Regions from separate parts of the Homo sapiens genome. Here region 1 is linked to region 2. Evidence: chromatin contacts called from ENCODE Hi-C or POLR2A ChIA-PET data. All regions are on one chromosome and are shown on one strand. Each heading gives the region's core, a stretch centred on a gene start or an enhancer-like site at or near the end of the contact. The rest is flanking DNA. Distances are from core to core; before and after follow the strand shown. Region 1 holds the start of SLC8B1 (solute carrier family 8 member B1). Region 2 holds the start of OAS1 (2'-5'-oligoadenylate synthetase 1).

What was found. Hi-C counts contacts between places; a loop is a spot of excess contacts on that map. ChIA-PET counts read pairs that join two places held with the same protein, here RNA polymerase II (POLR2A). Pooled maps may share reads with other maps.
Region 1: a loop to region 2 is called in a pooled map, with 3 times the contacts of the local background. The contact joins the promoter of SLC8B1 here to the promoter of OAS1 in region 2. A Hi-C loop is called at or near these places in 2 of 37 single-sample maps with no recorded cell type and 4 of 50 pooled maps. POLR2A ChIA-PET finds 5 or more read pairs at or near these places in 2 of 52 experiments (B cell and Caco-2).

The regions. Positions count from the first base shown.
Region 1 is chr12:113,333,859-113,339,436 of GRCh38, reverse strand. SLC8B1 (solute carrier family 8 member B1) reads left to right here and starts at 4,328. Exons shown (of 16, transcript NM_001358345.2): 1 at 4,328-4,994. RefSeq lists a silencer at 4,118-4,407.
Region 2 is chr12:112,904,087-112,909,373 of GRCh38, reverse strand. OAS1 (2'-5'-oligoadenylate synthetase 1) reads right to left here and starts at 2,412. Exons shown (of 6, transcript NM_016816.4): 1 at 2,155-2,412; 2 at 550-838. The coding sequence starts at 2,334. RefSeq lists an enhancer at 2,132-2,571.

The DNA.
Region 1 (5,578 bases), core at 3,079-5,578, 430 kb before region 2:
TAATCACAGCACTTTGGGAGGCCGAGGCAGGCGGATCACGAGGTCAGGAGATCAAGACCATCCTGGCTAACACAGTGAAACCCCGTCTCTACTAAAAATACAAAAAATTAGCCGGGCGTGGTGGCGGGCGCCTGTAGTCCCAGCTACTTGGGAGGCTGAGGCAGGAGAATGGCGTGAACTCAGGAGGCGGAGCTGGCAGTGAGCCGAGATTGTGCCACTGCACTCCAGCCTGGGCGACAGAGCAAGACTCTGTCTCAAAAAAAAAAAAAAAGTAATAATAATAATAATAGCAGCTTCAATTTATTCAACTTTAACAAGTGCCAGGCACTATGCTATGGGTTTTATTATATAATCTCCTTGTTCTTTAAAATTATAATAGTAGAGACAGGGTCTTGCTATGTTGCCCAGGCTGGTCTCGAACTCCTGGCCTCAAGCAATCCTCCCACTTCAGCCTCCCAAAGTGCTGAATTACAGGTGTGAACCACTGTGCCCAGCCGACATATAAAATCTCAATCCTCACTATAGCCTGATGAGTGGGCCCTATAGGTGCTGTTTTCATCCCCATTTTCCAGGTAAGGAACTGAGACTCAAAAAGACAAAATAACTGGTCCAGGGCCAAATAGCCAGTAAATGGCAGAGCTGGGATTTGAGCTCGGATCTGGATGACTTCTAAGTCTGCTCCTAACATGTCAAAATGGCCTTTCTCAGCCTGGGGAATAGGCCCTAACCCTAACCACTGTCTACCAGAGCAGGGGTGAACCAGGGGCTATCCCAGGCCCCATCTATCTTTCTTCTCTGTCCCCAGGGGTTCCTCTCCCCGCCTGGATCTTTCCAGGAGTCTCTCAACAGATACTCATACTCTCCCCCAACACCCCTTGCTTCCTGCTCTACCCCAGTCCTGGGAGACAGGGAGGTAGTAACCCACCTGCTCTGCTGACCTAGAATGGTGATATCTAAGCCTCACCCTAGCTACCAGGGTCAGGCCCCTTGGGGAAGGAGGACTTCAAACTCAGCAATTCTGGAGTTACTTCTCAAGCAGCAGATGACCTGGGGAAAAGCTGACCCCGGAGTAGGATGACCCCGGAGCAGGCTTGGAGATTGTGACACACAGACACTACTGTGAACGCCCCTGTGCTGGCAGCCTGGACATGGGGATGAACCTGGCCTGGTGCTGCTTCGAGGTGCTCCCAGCCTGTGGGGGACATGGAAAGGTAAGTTAATGCATTGTTGTAACAATGGAATAATTTTTATTTTTTATTTTTCTTTGAGATGGAGTCTCACTGTCACCCAGGCTGGAGTGCAGTGGCATGATCTGGGCTCACTGCAGCCTCCACCTTCCAGGTTCAAACAATTCTCGTGCCTCAGCCTCCCAAGTAACTGAGATTGTGGGCTTGTGCCACATGCCTGGCTAATTTTTGTATTTTTAGTAGAGACGGGTTTTTGCCATGTTGGCCAGGCTGGTGTTGAACTCCTGACTTCGGGTGATCTGCCCACCTCAGCCTCCCAAAGTGCTGGGATTACAGGTGCGAACCACCACGCCCAGCCAACAATGGAATAATTAATGGGGACAACAAACCCTTCCACTGAGGGAGTGTTGACTCAGCATCCAGCATGGGGTTTGGGGCTCTTCACAGTGTCCTATTTCAGCTAGGCATGGTGGCTCATGCCTGTAATCACAGCAATTTGGGAGGCCAAGGTGGGGGGATTGCATGAGCCCAGGAGTTCAGGACCAGCCTGGGCAACATAGTGACACCCTGTCTCTACAAAAAATGAACAAAACGAGCCAGGCATGGTGGCACACGACTGTAGTCACAGCTACTTGGGAAGCTGAGGCGGGAGGATCGCTTGAGCCCAGGAGGTCAAGGATGCAGTGAGCCAAGATCACACCACTGCATTCTAGCCTGGGTGACAGAAGGAGACCCTGTCTCAAAAAAGATAAGGAAAAACATCTGGAAGGACCTCAGGAGGTTGGTACTAGTATCACTCCCATTTCACCAAGGGGGAAACTGAGGCTCAAAGAGAGGCTCTAAGTGTTTATAGAAGGTCCTACAGAAACCTGATGTTCTGCGATTCCAAACACATCATGCTCCAGATCACAATGTCACCTGCCCAGAGGTGGGAATTAGAGGTGTGCTCTGAAGGTGGGGAGCCCTGTGGCCATGTGGAGGGGTTGGGGGGAGGGTGGAAGACCCCCTAGTGGCGGTGACCTCTGAGCTGAGCCTGACAACATGAGTAAGAGTTTGTCAGGTGGAAAAGAGATAGGGTGTCATCAGGGCAGGGGGCTCGGAAGGAGCAGAGGCAGGTGGCTGTGAGCAAGAGGCCGATACGTTCAGGGAACAGGGAGCACTACTGGGCAGGAGGTGGAGGTAGGGGTGAAAGACGATTTCAGAAAGGTGTGCTAGGGCTGGATGCTGAAGGGCCTTGAATGCCAGGCTTGGCGTTGGGCCTGGGTCCTGCCCATGACGAGGAAGCAGGTCCTACCGTAAGGATAAGAGATGGGGTGACTAGATGCATGCTAATGGCAGAAGTGGGGCTGCAGGCAGGAGTGGCCTGGGAGGACACACTCCAGCCTTAAGGACCCCAGGTCCAGGCCCCATGCCTGCCTCCTCCCATTCCCCCATCCCCCCAACAGAAGAAAAGGCAGGATGAACAGAGCTTCCCCAGGAGGCTGGGAAACTGGAAATAGGGGGAGATACTGGTACATCCATCAGCAGATCACTAACTCCTCGGTCTTGATTTGTTTGCCACCTTCTTTTAAAAACGATGCTATGTGCCCCCTTCGGCAGCACATATACTAAAATTGGAACAATACAGAGATTAGCAAAAAGAAAAGGGAAAAAATTAAATACAAATTTTAAATATTAGATAAAAAGGTGGGCATGGTGGCTCACACCTGTAATCCAAGCACTTTTGTTACAGGAAAGGGGTCCTGATCCAGACCCTAAGATAGGGTTCTTGGATCTCGCGCAAGAACGAATTCAGGGTGATTCCATAGAGTAAAGTGAAAGCAAGTTTATTGAGAAAGTAAAGGAATAAAAGAATGGCTACTCCATAGGCAGAACAGCCCTGAGGGCTGCTGGTTGCCCATTTTTATGGTTATTTCTTGATGATATGCTAAACAAGGGGTGGATTATCTATGTTTCCCCTTTTTAGACCATATAGGGTAACTTCCTGACGTTGCCATGGCATTTGTAAACTGCCATGGCGCTGATGGGAGTGCAGCAGTGAGGACAACCAGAGGTCATTCTTGTCACCATCTTGGTTTTGGTGGGTTTGGGCTGGCTCCTTTACTGCAACCTGTTTTATCAGCAAGGTCTTTATGATAACCTGTATCTTGTGCCCACCTTCTATCTCAACCTGTGACTTAGAATGCCTTAACCGTCTGGGAATGCAGCCCAGTAGGTCTCAGCCTCATTTTACCCAGCCCCACTCGAGATGGAGTTGCTCTGGTTTACACAGCTCTGACACTTTGGGAGGCAGAGGCAGAAGGATCGCTTGAGACCAGGAGTTTGAGACCAACTTGGGCAACATATAGAGACCTCGTCTCTATAAAAAATTTTAAAAACTAGCCTGGTTTGGTGGCACACACCTGTGGTCTCAGCTACGTGGGAGGCTGAGGCGGGAGGATTATATAAGCCCAGGAGTTCGTGACCAGTTTGACCAACATAGTAAGAACATTTTACAAAAAATGAACAAAATTAGCCGGGCATGATGGCACTTGCCTGCAGTCCCAGCTACTTGGGAGGCCGAGGTGGGAGGATTGCTTGAGCCTCGGAGGTCGAGGCTTTAGTGAGCCGTGACAGCTGCTACTGCATTCCAGCCTGGGCGATAGAGTGAGACCCTGGCTTAAAAAATTAAAATTTAAATTAAAAAAAAAAAGCTATGCTACTAGAGGGGAATGTTGAACCCAATTAGGATCTCAGAAGGATTTCAGTGAAACCGCGAGAACTTTCCTGGGCAGGGTGGGGCTTTCTCCACCTGGGATTTTCCCAAACCTCTTTGTCACCATTCATTACCAGGAGCAGCTTGACACCCTCTGGTTCCTCTACCCTCGGGAAATGAACCTCCTAGTTTCACCCTCTAAATGTCCCTCTCCGGCTTCCTGCAGTCCTTACCCATCGGCTTGTATCTCAGTTTCAAAGCGGAGGGAGAGGACGGTGGAGAGTGGGAAGACCCTACGAAGCTCCCCGGGAGCTGTACCTTTAAGGGCAGGGGCGGGGCGAGCCCCGAGGGGGCGTGTCCTGAGGGCGTGGCCGAGACCGGGGCGGGGCGAGCCGGGGCGGGCCCGGACGGGAAGAGTAGGGGCCCGGACGCTGCAGCAGGCGGGGCACCCGGACTGGCGGCTTCGCTGGCGCAAGGTCGGTCCGGCGGCCAGGGACCTGGAAGGCTGCGAGGCCCTGCGAGGTCGAGGTTCGGAGTTTGCTGGTCCCAGGCCCGGCCCGAGGTAAGAAAGAGCCGCCTCCCCGCACGGCCGGAGGACCCGGGCGCCCCGAGTTCGACTTCTCAGCCTCCGTCCGGACGGGAAACGGAGCACGGAGATGTTCCTGAGGTCTCTTTCCTGGGAAGCGCAGCCCCGATTTCCCGCCCCTGTCCCTTAGCAGGTCGGCGACCATCCGAGCGCTGGGCATCGGCCCACGCGTACAGAAGGCGCTCAATAAATGCTCACTAGTGAATCAGTAAAATAAATCGGCAGCAAAGAGAGACGAGACGCATGCTGATCTTCAGGTGTTGGGGACATCAGGGACGCGAACATTTATTGAGCTCTTATTGTATACCGCGTCGGCCAGCATTTGTGTCCATTTCACACATGAGGAATAAGAGGCCCAGAGAGGTGAAGTGACTTCCTTAAGGCCACACAGATAGTAAGTGGCCGAGACGAATTTGAAACCAGGGGTGTCCTGTTTGAACTTGGTGCCAAATAGAGTAACTCGGACTCCAGTTGGAGGGGTTCGGGAGAACCATAGAAGAGGAAGGGCCGTGTCTTCCGTGGACAGGTAAGGAACCTGGCTGGGACAGGCGCCTTTCTGACCTCTCTTCCCCTCCCTACCTCCTCTCCCTCCCCTCAGGCTGCCAGTACATTGAGAAACACCTGCGCAGACTTAAAGAAAAAAACGTTTTTATGGGGTTTGGTTTCCTGATTGCAAAAATAAGACATACTCATCGTAGAACACATGAAAAAGCCAAAACAGGAAATTTAGTTTGCTGAGGACTTTTGTTTTTCCAGTTTAATTCCTTTGAAATATATTGAAGCCATTTTGGCCCTGGTCTTGAGGGAAGAGGCACATGGTGGTGACCAGCCCGGCCCCACTGCTAACCCGCGGTCTTTGAGCAACTCAACTTCCTTCTTGCCCTTAAGTTCCCTGTCGGAGGGGCTGTGGGCTCTGTGACCCTCTTGCTGTGTGACCTTGGGCAGGTTCTGGAATTCCTCTGCTGGGTGTGGTGGCTCACGCCTGTAGTCCCAGCACTTTGAGAGGTCAAGGCCGGCAGATCACTTGAGGCTAGGAGTTCCAGACCAGCCTGGCCAACATGGCGAAACCCCGTCTCCGTTAAAAATACAAAAATTAGCTGGGCATGGTGG
Region 2 (5,287 bases), core at 1,163-3,662:
AGTTCCTATTTTTGAACACCTATTACTCATCAGAGCTGAATGTAGATGATCATTTATCACTTAAAATAATGATATGATACAGGTAGTGTGGTTTTACCAATTCTCCTGATGTGGCAAGGGAGCCTCTGAGAGGTTACACTTCCTGTCCAAATGTTCCTGCAAATTATAAATATCTATCTCCCAACGTGCTGCATACGTTTGATGAGATCTCATGTTGGGACAAAGATGAGAGTAACATGAACTTTAAGCCACATCTTTGCTGCCTGATTTTAGAAAGATAAAATTCACACATTTTGCCTTAAACAGAACCAGTAAGCCTTGCAGATGTTCTGTAAGAAATGTCTTTGTCCCCACATTATGCCAATTTGCTGTTTAATGTCTCTCCTGTGATAGATCATGACCGTATTCATTCTTGCCCCGGGACAGATCCTAAGATCTCCTCCCACCCTGCTTTAGAGAGATGCCCTGTTGGGGCAAAAAGCTCTCAAACTGTGGGAGATTTCTGCTCAGAAATGGGAAGAGGGAGAAAAAGAAGCTGGGAGCTCTCACCCAGGGCATCAAAGGCAGGCAGCACATCGAACTCCACCCCCTCCCCGAGCTGGAGCGAACTCAGTACGAAGCTGAGCGCACGGGGGTTGCCCCAGCGTGGAGCCTGGACCTCAAACTTCACGGAAAATGCTCTCTCTCTTTGACAGGCTTCCAGCTGTCTCCTAATTTCCTGGATGAACTCTCCCCGGCGATTTAACTGATCCTGAAAAGTGGTGAGAGGACTGAGGAAGACAACCAGGTCAGCGTCAGATCGGCCTCTGAGGGTGGTGCCCTTGCCTGAGGAGCCACCCTGAAAAAGACGACAAAAATAATAATTGATGCTTAGTGAGGCAAACCTCCCTAAATAAAATGACAGGAGCAATCACTAACATTATGGAGCACTAGCCACTGTTCTGAAGGCATTGCATGTCTTAAACTCCTATAATGCTCACAATGATGCTATGATTTGGATGCCATTATCATTAGTTCCCATTTTACAGATGGGAAAATGGATGCTCAGTGAGATAATATATCAGCCCCATCACCCAGCTAGTAGGTGGCAAATACAATTCAAACCTGGGGGCCTTCTTCCAGGATCTGTGTTCTTTTCCCATTGTCCTTTACGATGCCCAGGACTAGCTTATGCTGGGTGGTTCACACTTACTATTTTACTTAATCTACACGGCCCTATGAGGTATTGAGGGAAAGTAGAGGAAAAATCAGTTAGGTAAATGGTCAAGGCTGGGCCCTGGAGGAGCGGCCTGCCTGAAACTGGCGCAGGGAGTGGGACTTACCTAAAACAAATCCACAGTTATACATACAAGAGAAGCAGCGCTTTATGCTTGCCTAGAGATATACCCACAGCTGCATAAGGTAAGGGAAGTTGCACAGCTTTACTGATAAAAAGTTTCTCAAACAGTTACAGGGAGGAGAGTGGTTTCTTATAAAAGTTTTTTGCATTCAGCTGCAATCTGGCAATCCACTCAGACTTCCCTCTCCACAGTGGAGACAGCTTTCTTCTTTTGCTTACTGAACTTTTGCTCCAAGCTCACGTTTGTGTCCATGTTCCTTAATTTTCTTGGATGCAGGACAAAGAACCTTGGGTACTAATTCAGTGAGAAGCTGCTACATTAAGGTGCACTGGCAAGACTGCAACAGTATTGGGGATTATGGCTGAGGAAATTGGAACACAGAGTAGTTAAGTGACTTGCTCAAGGTCTTGCAGCCAGCAGGTGCTATTTGCTTTCAAAACATATGATTCTTCACTGCAGAAATGGTGAGCCCCTAGCCTGGCCACGAATTAGCAAACTGTTTACCAGAGCTGGGATTCAGTTCCCTATTTCTGAAATGGGCATCGCCCAGGACAGTGGTTCATAAACTTCAGCGGGAAGTAGGGGGGAGGGTCACTTGTTAATAATAGGGATGTAGGATTTCACCCCAGAATCTATTTTAACATGCTGTGTGGATAAATAAGAAACCACCATCCCAGAAGATCTCAGCTCTCTGTACTCACATTTGCACCCTGGGTTCTAGGTTTTTGCTTCTCTCTCTCTCTCTCTCTCATTCTCAATCTCAACTCTTGCACATTCAGCCACCCCTCCCCTGGCCAGGCAGGCCTGGACTCACCTTTACCACCTTGGACACACACACAGGGTAGGAGCTACCTCGGAAGCACCTTTCCTTCAGGAACCCACAGATGATGTCAATGGCATGGTTGATTTGCATGCGGAAACACGTGTCTGGCAAGAGATAGTCTTCAATGAACTTGTCCAGAGATTTGGCTGGGGTATTTCTGAGATCCATCATTGACAGGAGAGAGAGTGGCAACAGAACTGCCTCCCAGACCTGTTTGCTTTTATCTCTTCTGCTGACTGAGCTTGGACTGCTGTTGGTTTCGTTTCCTCAGAAGGGAGGAGCTGTCTTTGCACTTTCCTTTTGCAAATCAGACACTCCCCTGATCCCAGTGCTGAATTTCATCTGCTCACTCTTCTGCTTCCTGAAACTTACCCTTTGTCCTTTAGCCAGCAACAAGCAGCCCAGCCTTTCTCTGAACTCTGCTCTGGAAATGCATTTTAACCTCCAGCCAACATAAATCTTATTTAACAGATTTTGTGTTTCCTTCTTTATCTTTTTTTTGTTGTTGATGAAATCCTTTCACAGTTGTCTGTGGTATTTTCCAGCAATACATGCCCACTGCAAAAAGAAAAAAAGTCAGAAAAACCAGGAAGTGGAAAGATCATCTATGATTCTAACACTACAAAATTGCCTCTATAAACGTTTTGATATAGAGCTTTCCAGATTTTTTTCAAATGTTAACACACACACAAACACAGGTCTCTTTTCTTTTTGTTAAGAATGGTATTATACTATGCTTTTTTCCCTTTCAATTAGTAGATTTTTATTTTATTTTATTATTTTTTGGAGACAGGATCTTGCTTTGTTATCCAGGCTGGAGTGCAGGGGCATGATCATGACTCGTGCAACCTCAACTTCCTGGGTTCAAGGGATCCTCCTGCCCCAGCCTCCTGAATACCTGGGACTACAGGCATGCGTTACTGCACCCAGCTCATTTTTTATTTTTTGTAGAGACAAGGTCTTGCTATGTTGCCCAGGTTGGATTTTATTTCTCACAGCAGTTTTAGGCTTACAGAAATATTGAGCTGAATGTGCAGAGAGTTCCATAAGCTCTCTCTCCTGCCAATAAGTTCCTCTATTATTAACAGTACTGTGATACATTTGTTACAATTGATGAATTGATATTAATACATCATAATTAACAAAAGTCCATTTACATTAAGGTTTACATTAAGGTTCACTCTTGTGTCCTACAGTTCTATGGATTTTGCCAAACATAACATGTCATGTATCCACCATTACAGCACCATGCAGAATAGTTTTGAGATAGGAGGTGGGGCTTGACTCAGGGCCAGATTGAAGACTGGCTGGCATGAGCACCAGCACCATGAACAGTTTACTCATTCCCTGGCAATGACCCAGTTACCACCCTTCTTCTAGAAATTTCTGAATAACCTGCCCTTAATTTGCACGTATTTAAAAGTGGGTATGAATGTGACTATAGAAGTGCCCTGAGCTGCTGCTCTCCAGGCACTGCCTATGGGGTGGCCCTGCTCTGCAGGGACAGTCACAGAACTGTAACCCTGCTGCCTCAATAAACCTTTTTCTTCCTCCTCTAGCTCACCCTTGAATTCCTTCCTGGACGAAGCCAAGAGCCTTCCCGGACGGTGTCCCAGTTTTGGGGCTCCCCTGCCCTGCAAGAGTTTCACTACCTTAAAATCCCCTATGCCTCACCTGTTCATCCCTCTCTGAGTTAGATCTTTCTTCTCCTAATATATGCATTCAATGCTATAACTTTCCCTCTAAACACTACTTTCACTACATCCCACACTTTTTGATAGGCTGTTTTTTCATTTTAATTTAATTCAAAATATATTTATTTATTTTGTTGAGACAGGGTCTCACTCTGTTGCCCAGGCTGGGGTGCAGTGGCACAATCTTAGCTCACTGCAGCCTTGACCTCCTGGGCTCAGGTGATCCTCCCACCTCAGCCTCCCAAGTAGCTGGGACTACAGGTACATGCCACCATGCCTGGCTAATTTTTGTATTTTTTGTAGAGATGGGGTTTCTGCATGTGGCCCAGTCTGGTCTCGAACTCCTGGGCTCAAGCGATCCATCTGCCTCAGCCTCCCAAAGTGCTAGGATTATAGGCGTAAGCCACTGAGCCTGGCCCAAAATATTTTAAAATTTCTCTTGAGACTTCTTCCTTGCCCCATGTGTTATTTAGAGGTGTGTTCTTTAATCTCCATATATTTTGGAATTTTCCAGCTATCTTTCTTTTGTGGGTTTCTTTTTTAATTCCATTGTAGTAAAGGGCATGCTTTGCATAACATATCTCTGTTGAAATTTGTTAAAGTGTGTTTTCTAGCCCAGAACATAATATGTCTTGGTGAATGTTCTGTGTGAGTTTGAGAAGAATGTGTTTCCTGTTTTTGTTGGATGAAATATTTTGTAAATGCCAACTATCTTTCTTACAAACCCTTAACCTCTTAACCAGATTATTCATGAGTTGACACTCTCCACTCCTACTGTATAAGATGTTGACTTTGGCCTAAGACTAAATGTCACCATGAGGGTGGGGTGCTGTCTTTGCAATACTCACTTCATTTACTAGTTGAAGATTCTTGCTGCACTGTATGCAAAAAATTAGGCCAAGTATGATAAAGCAAACCAGTCATACCATTGTAGCAGGAAGAGCTGCAGACAAAAACCCCTCAGACACCGAGTTAAAGAAGGAAGGGGTTTATTCGGCCGGGAGCATGGGCAAGACCCCTGTCTCAAGAGCTGAGCTCCCCGAGTGAGCGATTCTTGTCCCTTTTAAGGGCTCACAACTCTAAGGGGGTCCATGTGAGAGGGTCGTGATGGATTGAGCAAGCAGGGGGTACATGACTGGGGGTTGCATACACCAGTAATTAGAACAGAACAGAATAGGACAGGGATCTTCACAGTGCCTTTTTTATGCAAATAACCTATTAGGTCAGGAGTCGATCTTTAACTACCAGGCCCAGGGTGTGGCACCAGGCTACCTGCTTGTGGATTTCATTTCTGCCTTTTAGTTTTTACATCTTCTTTCTTTGGAGGCAGAAATTAGGCATAAGACAATATGAGGGGTGGTCTCCTCCCTTACCATGATTCATCTTTAGTAAAAATGGGAAACTGGAGAAAGATTATGCTTCAAAAACTA